2 separate regions of the Homo sapiens genome follow, and region 2 is linked to region 1. A link is an interaction called in ENCODE POLR2A ChIA-PET data of the cell type or tissue named here. Cell type or tissue: PC-3. All regions are shown on one strand. Links, peaks and the distances in the headings refer to the core of each region. The heading gives the core; the rest is flanking DNA. Region 1 has its middle 25 kb from the start of CLK4. Region 2 overlaps N4BP3 (NEDD4 binding protein 3).

Region 1 (4,385 bases), core at 114-4,113:
AAAAAAATCATAATCAGAGATCACCTCATTGGGAGGATGGCTATTATATTAAAAACGAAATGGCCGGGCGCAGTGGCTCACGCCTGTAATCTCGGAACTTTGGGAGGCCGAGGTGGACGGATCACCTGAGGTCAGGAGTTCGAGACCAGCCTGACCAACATGGAGAAACCCTGTCTCTACTGAAAATACAAATTAGCCAGGCATGGTGGTGCATGCCTGTAATCCCAGCTACTCAGGAGGCTGAGGCAGGAGAATCGCTTGAACCCGGGAGGTGGAGGTCGTCGTGAGCCGAGATTGCACCATTGCACTCCAGCCTGGGCAACAAGGGCAAAACTCTGTCTCAAAAAAAAAAGAAAAGATAAGTGTTGGCGAATATGTGGGAAAACAGAAACTCTGATACATTATTGGCGTGAATGTAAATTGGTACAGCTATTATGGAAAACGGTGTGGAGGTTACTCAAACAATTAAAAATAGAACGATCATATGATCCAGCAATCCTAATTTTGGGTATTTATCCAAAGGAACTGAAATCAGGATCTCAAAGAGACACTGCCCTCCCATGCTCGCTGCAGTGTTATTCACAATAGCCAAGATATGGAAACAACCGACATGTCCATCGACGGAGGAATGGATGAAGAAGCATGGTATGTATATGCAATGGAATGGGGTTCAGTCATAAAAACAGAAGTGACATTCTGCCACTTGTGACAATTTGGCTGAGCCTGGAGGACATCATGCTAACCGAAATAGGCCACATACAGAAAGACAAATACTGCCTGGTTTCAGTGTGATGAGGAACTTGAAATGGTCGAACTCATAGAAGTAGAGAGCAGGACGGTGGTTGCCAAGGGCTGGAGGAGGAGAAATGGAAAGTGATGGTCAAAGGTACAAAATTTTAGTTATGCAAGATAAATAAATTCTAGAGACCTACTACAGCATAGTGCCTATAGCTAACAATACTGTCTTGGATACTTAAAATTCGCTAAGAGGGCAGATCTTCTATTAAGTGCTCTTACCACAAAATAATAATGATAATAAAAAAGGGGGTGGGAGGAAGCTTGGGAAAGTGATGGGCATGTCTATGGCCTTGGTGGTGGTGATGGTTTCACAGGGGTATACTTATGCCTAAATTCATCGAGTTGGATACATTAAATATGTACAGCTCTTTATATGTCAATCATACCTCAATAAAGTGGTCTTAAAGGAACAAATACTTTTTATACTCCGTCTTTAAAATAATAAAAGGGAAAGTCTTATTCTTTTCATAATTATATGGCTCTTGGGAAAGATACAGTAAGCAGGTGTACCCTGCATGGCTGAGAAACTGAGTGGAAGTGTGATTTACTTTTATTTATTTATTTTTTCTAAGATGGAGTCTCACTCTGTTGCCCAGGGTGGAGTGCAGTGGTACAATCTTGGCTCACTGCAACCTCCGCCTTCCGGGTTCAAGCGATTCTCTTGCCTCAGCCTCCCGAGTAGCTAGGATTACAGGCGCATACCACCACGCCTGGCTAGTTTTTTGTATTTGTAGCAGAGACGGGGTTTCACCATGTTGGACAGGCTGCTCTCAAACTCCTGACCTCAAGTGATCCACCCACCTCAGCCTCCCAAAGTGATGGGATTATAGGTGTGAGCCACCCACCTCAGCCTCCCAAAGTGCTAGGATTACAGGCGTGAGCCACCGCCCGGCTGGAAGTGTGATTTATGTGTTTGATTTACTTCCATTGTTCTGTAACCCATTCATTCACTCATGTCTTGCACCCACTTTCATAACATGAGTTTAATAATTTGTAGCAATTGTCCTAAGGCTGAGTATTGGCTTCTATAGAACTCGTTTCCTTTAAGTACCTTGAAAAAGAATAGATGGAATTTGTAAGGCTTTTATGACTCTACATTAGAGGATGTTCAATGACTTATTATATTCCTTAATGGCACATTTTTGAAAAAAAGTTTGTTTTGTTTGCTTGCAAACATTCCTCTTATAGTAGCCTCAAATTAATGTATATTACTTTGTATATGAAAAGCTTCCCATCAAAACACTGAAATGCCACATGACGGTACAGAGGCCCTTACGATTACCTCTCACCTCAGCGGTATTCATGCTGATGACTCATTAACATCAGCATTAATGCTATTCTCTGTGTAAAGCTCATATTTTCATATAATCTGTTCCCAGAGAATCATCACTGTTAGCAAACAACAACGGTGCCAACAATAATAATAAATGAGACTAGTGGGGCTGCCAAAAAGGGCAGAAGATTCATGAGACTGGGATGCCATGGGACTTACAGCATGATGTCAACAGACACAGAAGATGAACTTTATTTATGATGGAAAAATCAAAAGGGATGGTTGTAGAAAGCAGGAATTATGACTGATGTCCCCAGAAGTGCCCCATGGGTACACAGGGGTTGGATGAAGCCCAGCAAGTGCAGTGAGGACTCTGCCAGGCACAGGATGCTCCCTTTGACTCTTGCTGGAGTTTTGATTTATTTCCTCCCCCACTATCTCCCCTCCATCCACCCCCATGACTGTTCTCAAGGATGACTGTGTGTTCACCCACTCACCAGATGCAACTAAATGGCACATGGTCAAAACGCCGATTAACAAAATGTTTGAACATATCTCATTTTTAAGCTGACAGATACCAATAAGGGTACCTGGGGAGGAGTGTATGGTCACAAATCTGTGGGCACACGTGTGTGGTGGACACATGTACATGAGTATACATATGTGCAAGTCTGTTACATCTGCATGTGTGTATTACTCCAGTGAGATACACTTTTGTCAAAAATGACATTACCAGGGGCACAGGGATGCCCTCTAGGACCTTGCTACTAAAATTGTGACCCTTGAACCTGGAGCAGCAGCAGCACACCACCTAGGAGCTTTTCATTTTTTAATTTTTTTACTTTTTAAACTTTTTTTCGTAGAAACAGAGTCTCAGTATGTTGCTCAGGCCAGTCTCAAACTCCTGGGCCCAAAGTGCTGGGATGATGGACGTGAACCACTGCACCCTGCCTTTGGAGCTTTTTAGAATGCAGACTCTCAGGCCCCAACTCATACCTACTGAGCCAGAACCTGGATTAACAAGATCCCTTACGCTTCATGTGTAGATTAAGTGTTGATCTAGAACAATATTTTTCAAAGAGCTTATTCGTGACTCATGAAATCATTTAGCCTGTTGTGACCAGCACTTAAAAGAAAGACAGAGAGAAGGAAATGGAAGAGGAGATAGAGAGGAGAATCAAAGCAAATCAAGAGGCGAGAACACATTGCACACAGAAAGGATCCGTATTGCTTCATGGACGTGTGGTTTCCAAGGTCACCATAGCAGAAGAGGAGAAAAGGAGGCCAAACACTGGCTCTTTATTGCCTCAACCTGAAAGTGATGCACCCACAGGCCATTGGCCAGAACTAGTCATGTGGATTCAGCCTCACTGCAAGGAAAGCTGGGAAATAGAGGCACTCATGGACGTTTGGTGAATACTAACAACTCTTCCACAGCCTGTGTGCTGGTTTTGTCTGTGAGGGCTGCTGTGGGATCACTAGCCAGGGAAGTAGTGCCTGGCACAGTCTGCCCTCATTAAATGTTTAGTGAATGAATAAATGTATATTTCCCATTAATTGAGATAGATGCGGAGATTACAAAAACAAATCTGATGTGGTTCCTGTTTTCGATGAGCTCTCAGGATTCTTCTTTCTTTCCCTCGTGTTTTAGGGGGAAACTGGCCTCTCTCCTCTTCAAAAGCTCCACTTGCCACCTGTGCCTCCCCTAAGAATGTCCTTTGGCCCTGTCTCCATCAACCGTCACTGTCTCCCTGACGACCCCCTTCCTCTCCACTGACAGGTTACCTCCTCTTGCTCTCCAAGCAGCCTCACATCTTCTCAAACCTGAAATAACCTCTCAGCATTGCTTCCCCTTCATCACTTTGCAACTCCCAATCACCCTCAACATACCACACCCAGGATCCTGGCCTCATCACTCGTACTTGATTAAAAATGCTTCCTCAAAGCTACTGGTGACTTCCTAATTTTTTAAACAGCTTCACTGAGCTGTATGTTTCATATACCATACACTTCACCAATGTGAAGTTCACAATTCAATGGTCTCTAGCATGTTTCTCTCACCACAAAAAGGAACCCCACACCCTTTAGCTTTCACTCCCCATACTCCCATCCTCCTCCCCTGACCCTAAACAACCGCTAATCCGCTTTCCTTCACTGTAGATTTCCCTGCTCTGTACTTTCATATGAATGGAATCATACCATGTATGGCCTTTTGTGACTGGCTTCATCCACTCGGCTTAATGTTTTCCAAGTCCATCCATGCTGTGGCATGTGTCAGCACGTCATTCCTTTTTATGGCTGAATAATATTCCAC
Region 2 (4,385 bases), core at 157-4,156, 530 kb after region 1:
TTACACACACCTGCCACTTACATGGCCATAAACACACCATCCCCACAGCAGACAGTGCACACGCCTCATTCTCTGCCCTGAAAAAGGGGGCCCCCCCAGCTCATGCCTCACACCCGTCCCCTGACATCCATGTGCACTAACTCCACTTCACAACCAGGACCCACCTGTGGGGCCTGAGGGGCTGCCAGGCACGGCCAGGGTAGCCAAAGGGAGTGAGGTGGGGCTCTCTGCAGATAACTTCTCAGAAGTTCCCTGAGCTGCCCTGTCAGGGAAGAGACTGGTGAGCTGACATCAGTGTGCAGGGCCCCCTGCGGCAGGAGCTCATCTAATTCAGCCTGTGCCCCCACACTCACAAGGGCCCAGCACAGCACCTGGCGCCCAGTAAGCACGCAATGCATGGCAGCCCGTCCAACGATGAGCGCGTAAGAAAGCTGAGCTTCCCTCAAAGGAAGGGAGAGACGCCACTCACACAGCCAGACAGAACCTGTGTTCCAGGCCGGGCACCCAGCGGGGGAGCAAAGGCCCAGAGGGCAAGCCAGGCCTCTGAGAGACCAAAGGCAGGTGTGGGTTTTAGGGACCAGCCTTAGCTGAGAGCAGGGATCCGGGAGGACTGACCGTCCTGGAGCCCAGCGCAGGACAGAGGCAAGGTGGGGTGGGGAATGCTTCCTCCTGGGAGAGCTTTCCAGAATGCAAATCAATCATATTTCACCCCTACTTAATAATGCCCTAGAGCCCCGTTGCTGATGGGGAAATGTTCCCATTCCTTGCTGTGGTAAAGGCTCTTTACCAAGAAACCCATAAGCTTGCCCACCTCCTCTCCTGCACCTTCCTACGAACAGGGAATGAGGCAGAGCACTTCTAGGGGCCCCCCACTCCTATGGAGGGAGGGAGGGAGACAGGAGGTGGGTGCGGGGAGGGGCATGGCCTGAGCCTGTGGATACTCCTGGGGCCCAGCCTTCCCACCAAGAAGACATTTCATGTTCTCAAAATGCCTTGGTTGACTTGCCCTTTGTTTTTTTGGCATTCCCTGGTGTTGTTCCTTCTGAAAACTCCACTGGTGCTAAAGAAAGGAATTTCAGCCCACACGGCAGCTAAGGAACCGTGTGGGGCTGAGGCAAGGAGTAGGACTCCTCTGCTCCCAACACACATGCCCAGTGGCCATGCAGACAGGCGCAGGGCACACCCTCCCACTGACCACTGGCCATGGGAGGAGCTACTGCCCAGGTCAACAGCCTCAATCCCGACCATCCATCATCCTCTGGTCACAGGCTCAGCGTATTCTGAGCCTCTGGTAGAAAACATGGTTTTATTCTGGGGGAGGCCAGTGTTCCCACCCCAGCCTCCTTCCCTGGAGGAAGGCCCCAGCCCAGGTCTCCAGCCTCTCTCCCTCTGACCTGCCCTTCGGGACCTTGGGGCTGGTGATCCCCCAGCCTCCTTCTCTGGGCCACATCCACTCCAGGAAGCAGGGCTGGGCCCTGCCTAGGTGCTCCTCTGCCAGGAGGGCCTTGTCCTGGCTCCTGCCAAGGCACCCTACCCAGCCCACGGCCCCACTGGATCCCTCCTCTCCTTGCGCCTCCCCAGCCCCGGGCTGGCCTCTGCAGGTTCCACCCCAACCAGTGCAAGGGAAGGCTGAGCCGGCCGTCTCAGGGCACCTTCTGACAGTGTTGCTGCTGTCAGCTCGCTCTGCTGGCCTCAGATCTTGGAGGACTCGAGCCGGGGACTCCAGGGTGTGGGGGGCTCCCGCAGTGCCCGCAGTTCCTGCTCCAGTGCCTGGTTGCGGCGGTACATGTCCATGTACCCTCCCTGGATCTCCCGCTGGTAGCGCAGCACGCGCTCCTTCTCCTCCTGCCAAGTCCGCCGCTCCTGCTCAAAGCGCAGCGCCTGCTCCTGGCCCCGAAGTCGCTCCTGCAGCAGCTCAGCCCGCAGCTGCTCAGCACTGTCTCTGGCCTCGCTGCCTCCTGCCTCCCCTAGCAGGCCCCTGCTCTTGCAGTCATCAGTCTCACAGCTGCCTGGGGCTTCCTCCCGAGGGGCCTGCTCCTGCAGGCTGCGCACAGCCTCGCGCAGCCGGACCAGCTCTGCGTCCTGAGCCTGGGCTTGTGCCCGGCTGCCCCGAAGTTGTGTCTTCAGACTGAAGATCTCCGCCAGCTTCTGGGCCAGTTCCGCCTGGGCTTCACGCAGCTGCTGCTTCAAGAGGCTAATCTCTGCTGTCTTCTGGCACACCTGGGGGATGGGGAGGACGCAAGCAAAGTAGGGTGTGGGGAGCCGGTTTGGGAGGGGGCAGGCAGAAGAAGGGACCGGCAATGGAGATGGGAGAGTCTCGGAGCCCTGTGTCATCTCTCACCTCCCATCGGGCTTCCTCCTCTGGTCGTGCACTGGGGTCAGCCTCTGGGAGGGTGCCGGGGGCCCGAGGCTCCGGAGCCAGGCCCTGCTGAGCCCGCAGCTCCTTGCGCAGGCGCCGCTGCTCCTGCTGAGCCATAAACAGCTGCAGCTGGAGGTTGCGCTCGCTGCGCTCAGCCTTCTGGGTCACCTCGTGCAGCCGCTCCACATACAGGCGCTTCAGCTCAGCCAGCCACAGCCGCTGGCGCTCCTCCAGCACCTGTCAAGGGGAAGAGATGCATCCACCGTGGCCCTGCCCCCTAGAGGCGACTCAGAGCTCCACCTGATACTCCAGCCACTGATCATATCCTGTGCCCCTACACCACAGGACCCAGCCACACATGCGCTTTAACCCGGGATGCCCTCCAGGGTGAGGTGTCCCCATCACATGGCCCTCCCAGGGAGCCTCTCTCCTTCCCACACAACTCCCAGGCAAGGACCCCCAGTGACATGACATCCCCACCACCTGGGATGCAGAGGAAGGAAGCCAAGCCAGCTCCCCCTTTCTTGCTCTCTTGTGTCCACGGCCACGTGGGTGAACTGGCTGGGGCCCCTCTCTCTGGCCTGTACCCCAGTGCTGAGGCACAGAACAGGACTCCAGGGCAGGGGCTCCCTCACCTGCGTGAAGGGGTTGGAGCCGTCCTCATCGCCAAGGCCCCTCTTGAGCTCCTCACAGGTCTCGGGCAGCACGGCTCCCATTTCCTCGGCAGAGGAGCAGGAGAACTCGTAGGGGGGTGGTGGCTCGGGCAGGCAGCTCAGCACAGCTGGTGGCCCAGCCTCCTTGGGTCCTTGAGAGGCCCGGTCCAGGGAGCCCCCGAGGTGGTTAAGGTGGCCAAGGGAGGAGCTGAAGGGGCTAGGGCCAGTACCAGGACTGCGACCAAAACTACCCCCACTGGAGGAGTCGGACAGGCTGGGCTCGGGCTCAGGGCCGCCCTCATCTAGGCTGAGGGCGTGCAGCAGCTGTGCCCGGGCCTGGCTGGCCCGGGGCCCGGGGCTCAGGGGCGGGTGGCAGGCCAGCGTGTGCAGGCTGCCATTGCTGCGCCACAGCTTCTGGCCTTTGTGGGACGCCAGACTTTGCATGGATAGGAAGCCTTTCCCGTTGCCCGCCGTAGGCTTGAACACTGAGGGGCGAATGCGGCACTGCCAGGAAGAGAGGGCAGAGAGGGCAGGTGTGAGACCTGGGCAGCTGCCTGCTCTACCTCCTGATGCTCTCACAGCCCCTGAGGGATCCTCTTTGAGACCGCGGGGCACGTGCCACCAGGAGGCAGTGAACAAACCTCAGGCCAGCCCATAGCACGATTTTCGTATCTCAGCATGCCCCGTCCCCACCCCATCCCAACATCAGGGTCTCCAAGGAGACCCCACCCTCCCCACACCTTGTAAGGGGCATGGGCAAAGGTGCACCTTGTCAAAGCGACCCCGTTCTGGCAGCGAGGTCTTGCTGAAGTCACCCGCGCGAGAATGTTCCCGGTAGTAGAGGGTGGCATAGTCGGCAGGCTCGTTCCGAGGGGCCCGCTTGGTGTTCTTGGTGCTCTTGCTGTCCTTCTTGGGGAGGTGCAGGTAGCTGAGGAACTCACGCTGGCCCAAGCCCTTCCGGAGGAGCCCATCAGGCTGGCGGGAGCCCCGAGACCCGGCAAGTGCCGCCCGCAGCTCTTCAGGGGAGAAGTCCTGCCGTTCCAACAGGCTGCCCACGCTGCCCATGGCAATGCCAGCAGGGCCTGGGGCTGTGGCCATGAAGTTTCAACAGGGTACAGGCAGCTGCTTCTGGGAATTGGGAGGCTCCATTAGGGGCAGGTGAGCACTGGCTGCCCAACTTCCCTGGGGCCTGAAAACAAGGTACTTGCTCCCTGTAGCTCCCCACAACCTTGCCCAGGCCCAGGTAAGGCAGATGTGGGTCCAAGAGAGAACCCCGGGACAGGATCCCTAGACTGGCAAGAGAAAGAAGTACAAGCCCCAAAGCCACCTGCCCATCTGTCACTTGCTGGACTGAGTCTAAGGAAGAGCAATGG

The links. ChIA-PET counts read pairs that join two places held together with the same protein. Peaks named below come from ENCODE experiments on the same cell type or tissue, not always from the same donor. Only the 100,000 strongest peaks of a DNase experiment are listed, where the experiment ranks them.
Region 2: POLR2A ChIA-PET joins it to region 1 with 5 read pairs; 1 of 35 experiments calls an interaction of 5 or more read pairs at or near these places.

The regions. Positions count from the first base shown.
Region 1 is chr5:178,649,385-178,653,769 of GRCh38, reverse strand. No RefSeq gene overlaps it. Among named protein-coding and RNA genes, the nearest start is that of CLK4, 25 kb to the right of the region's middle. In PC-3, for the core only: no CTCF peak of the experiment used is centred there; a DNase peak (open chromatin) is centred at 2,179; H3K27ac peaks cover 1,601 bases.
Region 2 is chr5:178,119,309-178,123,693 of GRCh38, reverse strand. N4BP3 (NEDD4 binding protein 3) reads right to left here. Exons shown (of 5, transcript NM_015111.2): 2 at 3,781-4,140; 3 at 2,995-3,516; 4 at 2,342-2,596; 5 at 1-2,220. The coding sequence starts at 4,110. The coding sequence ends at 1,693. Among named protein-coding and RNA genes, the nearest start is that of N4BP3, 8.0 kb to the right of the region's middle. RefSeq lists enhancers at 2,167-2,216, 2,237-2,366, 2,547-2,596, 2,707-2,766, 2,104-2,906. In PC-3, for the core only: a CTCF peak has its summit at 2,648 (motif pointing left); a DNase peak (open chromatin) is centred at 2,593; H3K4me3 peaks cover 683 bases.